Linked DNA regions of Homo sapiens: region 2 is linked to region 1. Evidence: read pairs that join two places in POLR2A ChIA-PET (ENCODE). Cell type or tissue: GM12878. All regions are shown on one strand. Links, peaks and the distances in the headings refer to the core of each region. The heading gives the core; the rest is flanking DNA.

Region 1 (5,507 bases), core at 280-5,279:
GATGGCCTATAGCCTTTGTAATTACCAAGTGGCTGTATACAGGGAGATAATATACCATAATTTATTAATTATGCTTCCATTTTTGCATATGCATTTCTTTTCCAATTTTTTGCTATTTTGATGTTTTTCCTTCATAGAGCTTTTTCCTTCACTTGAATTAAGGAGGCATTTTTGGGATAAATTCTCAAGAATTGCATAATTGGAGCACAGAATATGAACACCTTGTTTAAATGAATATATATTATCAGTTTGCTTTGCCAAAGAGTTGTATAAATTGACAATATCAACAGCATTGAAGGGTGTTCTAATTTTATCATAAATTCACCAGCATAAGGTCCTGTCTTTAAAAACCCTTTGTTAATTTAGAAGATATATGATGATTATTTTAAAAATTTACATCAGCTTACTGATGAGATTGGACATTTCCCCATATATCTGTTTCCTATTTGTATTTTCACAAATAGGAAAATTGGGGGATTTGGGGAGATTATTGCCTGTATCTTTCCCAGTTTATCTACTGGGTAATTCATGTTTTCCCACTACTTTAGAAGGACTTCTTAGTATATAGATACTAACACTTTGCTATTCATATTTGAGATAAATAATTTTATTTTTTATTATAAAGAAGTATATTTTGCATGTTTGAATGTGTTAATTTTTTAATTAAATTGTTACTTTGTTACCGGAAAGGGGTCCCAATCCAGACCCCAAGAAAGGGTGTATTAGTCGGTTCTCACACTGCTATAAAGAACTACCTGAGACTGGGTAATTTATGAAGAAAAGAGGTTTAATTGACTCACAGTTCCACAGGCGGTACTGGAAGTATGGCTGGGAGGCCTCAGGAAACTGACAATCATGGTAGAAGGCAAAGGGGAAGCAAGTATGTGTTACCATGATGGAGCAGGAGAGAGAGCTAAGGGGGAAGTGCCACACACTTTTTTTATTTTGGAGACAAGAGTCTTGCTCAGTTGCCCAGGCTGGAGAGCAGTGGCATGATCTCAGCTCACTGCAACCTCTGTCTCCAGGGTTCAAGTGATTCTTGTGCCTCAGCCTCCTGAGTAGCTAGGACTACAGGCACATGCTACCATGGCCTGCTAATTTTTGTATTTTTAGTAGAGACGGGGTTTCGTCATGTTGCCCTGGCTACTCTCAAACTCCCAAGCTCAGGTGATCTACCCATCTTGGCCTCCCAAAGTGCTTGGCTTACAGATGTGAGCCACCACACCCAGCCACTACGTACTTTTAAACCATCAGGTCTCATGAGAACTCACTCACTATCATGAAAACAGCAAGGGGAAATCCACCTCCATGAACCGATCACTTCCCACCAGCTCTCCCCCCAACACTGGGGATTACAATTCAACATGAGATTTGTGTGGAAACAGAGTCAAGCCATATCTGAGGGTTTTTGTACCTCTCACAATCTGTCTCTCCTGGGATTCTAATGTACAGGTGAGTTTGATAACCACTAGGCTAGAGGAAATGTACTAGAAAACACACACACACACACACACACACACACACACACACACACAGAGAGAGAGAGATTTAATGTCTCAAAATGTGTCTGCTCAAAAGTATCATTCAATAATTTCATGTCTTTTTGTATAAAAGGTCACAGGGATAATATTTACTTCTAAGGAAAATGTCTTTTGATCATGGGAATGATCCAGTTAAAGGGAATAGCTCAACTAAAAGTCAAGGTCTAATTTATAAATGAGGTTTATACTCCCCTTTTCCCCATGGTTCCTTCTTGCAATTTAAATCACATAATGGATTGTCATAAATGGGATCATAGTTTCCTGCAGGGACCCTGCTCTAATTATTGGTTGACTCTTGATTAAGAACCAAGCATGACATAAATTAATCAGAGATACAAGTAGCAGTCTGTCAGAAGAATAACTATTCTGTGGTTAAAATCTTTTTATTTCATATAATAAAACCACAGTTCAAGTCCAGAACCGGGGCCTAATGTGTGGTGTATTCAGATTATACAAGAGATACCTAAACCTACATTAAACGAAGAGGCAGCACACCAGAACAAAGCCCCACTGTGTCATAAACTTCACCGAAAACTAAACTGTGCCAGCTATGATAGTTACCTCAAAAGATTGTCCTGAGAATTATAATGGGATTTGTATGTGAAAGAACTTACTGAAAATCACAATTATAACCACCACATTTTGAGTTCCATTATCTGCCAGACCCTGTACCTGGCACTGAACAGACCTCATTTCACTTCGTTCTCATGGTAACACTTTGAGTGAGGAATTAACTCATCCCTCGTTCAAGGCTACACTGCCAGGGAGCCGGGATACCAGGAATGAACCCGGCCCTTCCTCCCACACATGTCCCTCCCATAAACCCTGCTCTGTCTTTTACAAATGCCATGCAGCTAATCCCAAGCATTGTGATTAATGTTCTCTTAGAATACAGAGTTATTCACAGGATTATTTGGGAGGCCCAGACAGCTTTAACAAGCTGCCTAAAGACGTTCAAGCTGATGGTTTCATTTTCACTTAGGAAGAACTTCTGACACTGATTGGGGCATTCCGTCTTTCTGTTACCCTTGCAGTCGTTGTGATAGGAAAATGTTTTTGTGTTTGATGATGAAGGTTGTTACTGAAAGAACTCAGATTTCAACTCTCTCTAGATCTCCAGGATATAAGTGAAAAAAGCAAGGTTTCAGAAACAATAAAATGCCAAGCTATATATAAGAAAGAGGGAAAACACACAGAGTCCTATTTGCTTAATTTTTTTATATGATAGGATAAAGCAAAAACTAATAAAAAACAGTTACTTATCAGGAAGAAGGGACAGGTCAGAGAGGTGAGAATGGAAGCCAGACTTCTGAGTTCACATTTTGTTGATTTGACTTTGGACTTATGTAAATGTTTTATATAATTACAAAATACAAGTGAATAAAAATAGAAAACAATCCTTCAAAATCGAAAGCAAAGTGGAAAAAAATTAACCTTGTTAATTTCTTAACTTCTAATCACTTTTGTTGAGCAAATGGGTCAACCACATATAAAGGAACTATTTCATATGGCTTTCAAGTACTGTAATATAAATACATCCCCAGTGGATTATACCTTAATGGACCAAACAACTATAAATAAATTTTAAATTGTGTTCAATAATACTACTTATTAATTATATCTTTATTTGGTAATAATATTGGTATTGTTCATTTGAAACATATGTCTGTTTATATATATGTGCAAATATATATGCATCATAATTATGTTAAAGTTATTAGGAACCAAGATTTTCAGTTTAAAAAGGTTGCAAGCATAAAATTAAACAATTTACATACAAACCCTATAACTCTAAATTTAAGTTGACAATATTGATATGAACTCATGATATATCTTCTCTTATAAAAGTATTTCTCCTACAAGCTCATGCTTGTAATCCTAGTACTTTGGGAGGCTGAGGCAGGAGGATTGCTTGAGGCCAGTTCAAGACCAACCTGGCCAACAAGCAAGATCCCATCTCTAAAATAAAATAAAATTTAAAAAAAGTATTTCTAACCACTGTTCACTAAATAATCTGGCAATGAGCATTCTTAGCACTCAGATATTTGACTCTAAATGCCAATCTCCAATAAAAGAAACCAACATTCTTTGGACAAATAGCTGATTCTAGGTTTGGGACAAGAAGTGAACAAGGTGAACCCAGAGCACATTGATTTACTAGAAAGCAAGGAGATTATCAAAGCCTTTGGAGTTGCATCATAAGAATTCTGGATTGGGAGGCTGAGGCAGGTGGAGCACCTGAGGTCAGGAGTTCAAGACCAGCCTGGCCAACATGGTGAAACCCTGTCTCTACTAAAAATACAAAAATTAGCTGGGTGTGGTGGTATGTGTCTGTAATCCCAGCTACTTGGGAGGCTGAGGCAGGAGGATTGCTTGAACCTGGGAGGCAGAGGTTGCAGTGAGCCGAGATTGCACCACTGCACTGCAGCGTGGGTGATAGAGTGAGACTTCAACTCAAAAAAAGAGAGAATTCTGGAACCAACTTGAAGGGACTCTCACTGGGCAAAGATGGAACATTTTGAGCTTCAAAAAGAATAATAACTACAGCAAATAGAATAACTTCAAGGAATCATGTATGTTAAAATCCACAAGTTAATTATAATACTCAAAAATCGTCCTCATTGTTCCCTTTTGGAAGATGCTCAGAAACCAAGTCATTATTTTAAAAGCCAATGAAGAAAATGAGTGAATGATTTATCCTGTCTTGCCTGTGTGAATTGTACTTCAGGGTTAGCAAGCAGTTGTTACAAGAAAGTTCTTTATGCAAGAATTTCAGATAATAAATGCCAGAGAACTAAGAATTTTAAATCGCATTTTTCAACCTCTAATGAAATAATGGAATCAGGCACTGATCAGCAATGGCTATTGATGCCATTATATGAAAAGCTGATGGAAAGCTTTATATGGTTGTGTCAGAGGCATTGGAACCGGAGAGACTCCATCTTGAATAGGGCTGGGTAAAATGAGGCTCACACCTGCTGGGCTGCATTCCCAGGTTAGGCATTCTTAGTCATAAGATGAGATAGGAGGTTACAAGATATGGGTCATAAAGACCCTGCTGATAAAAACAGGATGTGGTAAAGAAGCTGGTCCAAACCTGCCAAAACTAAAATGGCGATGAAAGTGACCTCTGGTCGTCCTCACTGCTCATTATACACTAATTATAATGCATTAGCATGCTAAAAGACAGTCCCACCAGTGCCATGACACTTTGCAAATTGCCATGGCATGGTCTGGAAGCTTCCCTATATGGTCTAAAAGGGGGAGCAACCCTCAGCTCCAGGAACTCCCCACCCCTTTCCCAGAAAACTGATGAATAATCCACCTCTTGTTTAGCATATAATCAAGAAAAAAAGCCATAAGTTTACTCAGTCAAGCAGCCCATGCTGCTGCTCTGCCTATGGAGTAGCCATTCTTTTGTTTCTTTACTTTCTTAATAAACTTGCTTTCACCTTACTCTATGGACTCACCCCGAATTCTTTCTTGTGCAAGATTCAAGAAACCTGTCTTGGGGTCTGGATCTGGACCCTTTTCCAGTAACAGCTGGATGAGGGCGACAGTTCTTGAGCCTGTGACCAGTCATAACATCACAAAAAAGGAGACACTCCTTCCCATGCTGGCTAGCTTTGGTGTTCCTTGGCTTACAGATGCATCACCCCTAGCTATACCATAATCTCCACATGACATTCTCATTAAAGTCCTTCTGGTGTATTCTTGCTGAAATGGCCAAACCTGAATCTGGCCATGGGATTAGGTCTACCACCCAGTTTACGGGAAACACAAGAGGACAGAGAAGCATGTTACAAATGGGATCATATGGAAGAAATCAGCAAAATCCAGAAGAAACTGGACAATGTCCTGGATTCTTCAACAACTACATTGCAAGTAGATAAAAAGAGAAAGAAGGAAACTATTATGGGTTTAATTGAGTCTTCCCAAAGTCTGTATATTGAAGTCCTAACCTCC
Region 2 (5,507 bases), core at 228-5,227, 330 kb before region 1:
TGGCACTGCCGTCTAGCCTGGCTGACAGAGCAAGACTGTCTCGAAATAAAAGAAGATAATTTTTTCTCTAAAAGGCTGTGTTGCTTCATCGAGTTCAAATGCTTGAGATGAACTACCTGCATTAAGGGGGTCATCTAAGAGACGTGATGGGATGTAGAGACACAAGTGCTGGACTGGGAGTTAGGAGGCCTGGAATCAAGTTTCACTTCTGCTAGTAACAGCAAGATCTTAGGAATACCACAGAACTGTCTAGGGCTCAGTTTCCTCATCAGCAAATATTGGTCTTGGATTAGACAACTTTTAAGTTCTCTCCTACTTGAACTATTCCTTTTTGCTTATAAGATGCTATGTATGTATGTATCTATCTATCTGTCGTTCTATCTACTTAGCTAACTATCCATCCATTTAGGTTAACAATTTTAGCCGGGCGTGGTGGCTCACACCTGTACTCCCAGCACTTTGGGAGGCCGAGGCAGGTGGATCACCTGAGGTCAGGAGTTCAAGACCAGCCTGGCCAACATGGCAAAACCCCATCTCTACTAAAAATACAAAAAATTAGCCAGGCATGGCGGTGGGCACCTATAATCCCAGCTACTTGGGAGGCTGAGGCAGGAGAATTGCTTGAACACGGGAGGCAGAGGTTGCAGTGAGCGGAGATCGCACCACTGCCCTCCAGCCTGGGTAACGAGAGTGAAATTCCATCTCAAAAAAAAATGCGGGAGCAAGTAAAAATACAATATGATACGAAAAACATTCTAACAATATGAAAATACACACAGTGAAAAAGTAAGTTTCTCTCTCACCCATGACACACAGCACTCTAGTTTCTGCCTCACTTTAGCCACTCAACACTCTATTTTATATGCAGATAATTCTCCATCCTTCCTTTTTTCATATAACTATCTAGAAATGGACCTGCTAGATTAGAAGATATGTGTATCTTATGGTGTTTGTTTGTGTGTGTGTTTGTTTCTCGAGACGGAGTCTTGCTGTGTCGCCAGGCTGGAGTGCAGTGGTGTGATCTCAGCTCACTGCAACCTCCGCCTCCTAAATTCAAGTGATTCCCCTGCCTCAGCCTCCCAAGTAGCTGGGATTACAGGCACACACCACCAAGCCCGGCTAATTTTTTTGTGTTTTAGTAGAAACGGGGTTTCACCATGTTGGCCAAGATGGTTTCGATCTCCTGACCTCGTGATCCACCCGCCTCGGCCTCCCAAAGTGCTGGGATTACAGGCGTGAGCCACCATGCTGGCCATATCTTATGTTTTAATAGATGTTGCTAAACTGAGCACCAAAGAGGACCATGCTTATTTTTCCAGTTCTTCATCTACACCTTATGTTATCAGACTCTCATTTTTGTTATTCTGCAAGATGGAAAAACTACATCTAGTGGTTTTACCTTGCCTTTCATTTATTGTGTATGAGGTAGAGAATCTTTTAATATGCTTAAAAGCCATTGACATTCATTATTTTATGAATCATCTATTCATGTACTTGGCCCTTACTTTTTGTACAACCAGATTTTTTCCTGGAATGCAGAAAATGGGGCACCCTTAACACCCCCATCATGGAGAGATGGAACTTAAAGGACATCACTCTTAAGGCCTGGGTTACAGGTGGGTGTTTGAGGGCGGCAGTTGGTGGAATGGGCCAGGAAGGACTGGCAGAGTGTAAAGGGAGGACTCCCGCTGCCCAGCTAAGAATGGCTTTTATATTCCAAAGGTTTTAAAACAACAACAATAAACAAAAAACGAAGAAGAATCTGATACTTTAGGGGATCACATGACCCACAAAACCTAAAATATTTACTATCTGGCTCCTTGCAAAGAACTTTTGGGTTGAAAAGAAAAAGAAGAGGCTGAGATGGAGTCATCTGGGAGGTGGGAGCACACTCAGCTAGAATAGCATCTCAGAATTGAAGAGTTACAAATTATCTGAGATTGGCGGGGTTAACAGTGTTGAATGTGACCCAGAAATCAGGTAAGATGGAGATTTAAGAATGCCGAGGCGGGCGGATCACGAGGTCAGGACATCGAGACCATCCTGGCTAACACGGTGAAACCCTGTCTCTACTAAAAATACGAAAAAATTAGCCGTGCATGGTGGTGGGCGCCTGTAGTCCCAGCTACTCGGGACGCTGAGGCAGGAGAATGGCGTGAACCTGGGAGGCGGAGCTTGTGGTGAGCAGAGATCGCGCCACTGCACTCCAGCCTGGGCGACAGAGCGAGACTCCGTCTCAAAAAAAAAAAAAAAAAAAAGCGTGTATTGGAACTGACATTTAGAAAGTAGGTCACTGTGACCGCTGAGAGTTTCGGGGGTGTGTTAATACACAGTCTTTTGAGTCACAAGAAATAAAAACAGAGAGAGAGGGAGGGTGGAGGTGGGGAGGTCGGGGAGACACCTATAGAAATGAGGGCTTAGTAAAAGTTAATTGAAAGAAAGTGGCATGATTTCTTTAAGACAGTTACTATTATGAATGCGAATATGTTCATTTCTTTAAAGCACACCTTTGCAAAAATGTTCATTTCTTTTATTTATTTATTTATTTTTTGAGACGGAGTCTTGCTCTGTTGCCCAGTCAGATCTCAGCTCACTGCAACCTCTGCCTTCCGGGCTCAAGGGATTCTTCTGCCTCAGCCTCCGGAGTAGCTGGGACTACAGGCGAGCGCCACCACACCTGGCTAATTTTTTGTATTTTTAGTAGAGACGGAGTTTTGCCATGTTGGCCAGCCTGGTCTCGAGCTCCTAACCTCAGGTGATCTGCCTGCTTCGGCCTCCCAAAGTGCTGGGATTACAGGCGTGAGCCACCGTGCCCGGCCAAATATGTTCATTTCTTTAAAGCACAACGTAATTAAAATCTGTCTGACTTAAGCTATGTATCTTTCCATTTCTAATCTGTCACGCTATAAGGAGGTAAATTCCTAATGGACTTGAAAATAGAGTGTATCAGGACTGGGTGCAAGCCAGGCCATCTCCCTCATGTTATTGGTGAGGCAGCCGAGGCCCATGGAGGAGAAGTGACCTGACCAGGTCACACAGCCACTGTGCAAGAGCCCCAATTCTGGTTTTCAGTCCCAACCCTTTTCCACTCTATTGCTGCCATTTTATCTTCTTTAACACTCCAGGACCATCTAACATCTTGCTCGCATCTAGTAGATCCTCCATAAATATTTTAAATAATTATATATTTCATTTCCAGACATTGTATTTTTTTTTCAACCTTCTGTTTTCAGTACCTTCTTTCAGTTTTGTAAAACTCAACATCATTGTATTTTAAGAATGCAGTTTCTTGGATTTTGATAAGTATAGACTCTTATGTAATCACCGTCATAATCAATATTTACAACGTTTCTGTCTTGGCAAAATAATTCTCTGCTATTTCTTTTCCATCTTTATCTCTGATCCCAGGTAACCTCGAATCTGCTTTCTGTTGTCATAGATGATTTTCCCCTTTTCTGAAGTTTCATATAAATGGGATCATACATTATATACTCTTTGGTGTTTGCTCCTTTGATCTCACATAATGTTTTTGAAATAAAAATATATTGAGGGCTGGGCATGGTGGCTCACACCTGTAATCCCAGCATTTTGGGAGGCCAAGGCAGGCGGATCACCTGAAGTCAGGAGTTCGAGATCAGCCTGGCCAACATGGTGAAACCCCGTCTTTACTAAAAATACAAAAATTAGCTGGGCGTGGTGGTGCATGACTGTGATCCCAGCTACATGGGAGACTGAGGCAGGAGAATTGCTTGAGCCTGGGAGGCAGAGGTTGCAATGAGCGGAGATTGTGCCACTGCACCTCAGCCTGGGCAACAGAGTGAGACTCTGTCTCAAAAATAAATAAATAAATAAATAAAATAAACAAACAAAAATATATTCAATGTTTTGAATTTATTCAGGTTGTGTACATCAGTAGTTTATTCCTTTTTATTGCTGAGTAGTGTTCCATTATGTTGACATATATAGATACACCATCATTATCTATTTGCTTGCTAATAGATATTTTGGTTATTTTCTGTTTTGTTTTCACTATTATAAATAAAGCTGCTATAAGCATTTATGTACAAGTCTTCTTGTGGACATGTTTTCATTTGTCTTGGGTAAACAGCTAGGAGTGAAATTTCTGGGTCGTACGGTTATTGTAACCTTAGAAGAAACTGCCAAACTATTTTCCAAATTGGTTGTGCTGTTTTGTACATCTATCAGCAATGTTCATCCTGGCCAATACTTGGAACTGTCAGTTTAAAAAATCTTAGCCATTCTGGTGGCTGTGGAGTGGTATTTTCTTGTAGTTTTCATTTGCATTTCTCTGATAAATGAAAATGTGAAGCATTTTTCATGTACTTATTGGACAATTCTATATCTTCTTTTGTAAAATATTTGTTTATATCTTTTGCCCATAAAAAATTCGGGGTTTTGTCTTCTTACTGTTTATTTATAAAAGCTGTTTATATATTCTGGATAGAAGTCCTTTGTCAGTCCTTTCTGACTTATATGAAGATTAGAAGTTAAAAATTTGATGGAGTTCAATTTCTCAATGTCTTCTTTTCATGCCTTTGTGTCCCATCTAAGGAATCTGCCTAACCCAAACTTGTGAAGATTTTTTCCTATTTTTTCTTATAGCAGTGTTATAATTTTAGCCTGTAGAAGTAGGTCTTTGATTATTTCAAGTTAATTTTTGCATATGGTGTGAAGTAAAAGTTAAGGCTCATGTTTTTTCATATGGATATCCAGTTTTTCCAGCATGTTGTTGAAAAGATACCCTTTGCTCATTGAATTACCTTGGCACTTCTGTCTAAAGTCAATTGACTATATATGTGAGGATCTACTTCTGAACTCTCTGTTCCATTAATCTATTTGTCTGTTCTTACACTAATATTATATTAGCTTAATTACTGTAGCTTTATAGTTAGTATTGAATTCAGTTAGTGTAATTCCTCCACCTTCATTCTTCTTTTTAAAAAAAATTCTTGGCCGGGCGCAGTGGCTCACGCCTGTAATCCCAGCACTTTGGGAAGCCAAGGTGGGCAGATCATCTGAGGCTGGGAGTTCAAGACCAGCCTGACCAACATGGAGAAACCCCGTCTCTACTAAAAATACAAAATTAGCCAGGCGTGGTGGCGCATGCCTGTAATCCCACCTACTTGGGAGGCTAAGGCAGGAGAATTGCTTGAACCCAGGAGGCGGAGGTTGTGGTGAGCCGAGATCATGCCATTGCACTCCGGCCTGGGCAAGAAGAGCAAAACTCCATCTCAAAAAAAAAAAAAAAAGAAGAAGAAGTAGTAGTCTTGGCTTTTCTATGTCTTTTGCAATTGCACAGAGATTTTAGCGTGAACTTATCAACTTCTTTTTAATAATATGCTTAGATTTTGATAGAGATTGCACTGAATCTATTGTCAATACTTTTTTCATTAAAAAATGTCATTCAGGGTTTGCTGGCTTTCATGCATGATGGCTTATTTCCTTGTATGTTCTGAGATATTTTTATTGTGAGCTCATATTCCTTG

What was found. Peaks named below come from ENCODE experiments on the same cell type or tissue, not always from the same donor. Only the 100,000 strongest peaks of a DNase experiment are listed, where the experiment ranks them.
Region 2: POLR2A ChIA-PET joins it to region 1 with 5 read pairs; 2 of 35 experiments call an interaction of 5 or more read pairs at or near these places.

Annotation. Positions count from the first base shown.
Region 1 is chr6:14,072,881-14,078,387 of GRCh38, forward strand. No RefSeq gene overlaps it. Among named protein-coding and RNA genes, the nearest start is that of CD83, 42 kb to the right of the region's middle. In GM12878, for the core only: no CTCF peak of the experiment used is centred there; a DNase peak (open chromatin) is centred at 2,537; H3K4me3 peaks cover 842 bases; H3K27ac peaks cover 2,254 bases.
Region 2 is chr6:13,745,490-13,750,996 of GRCh38, forward strand. No RefSeq gene overlaps it. Among named protein-coding and RNA genes, the nearest start is that of RANBP9, 36 kb to the left of the region's middle. In GM12878, for the core only: no CTCF peak of the experiment used is centred there; a DNase peak (open chromatin) is centred at 2,312.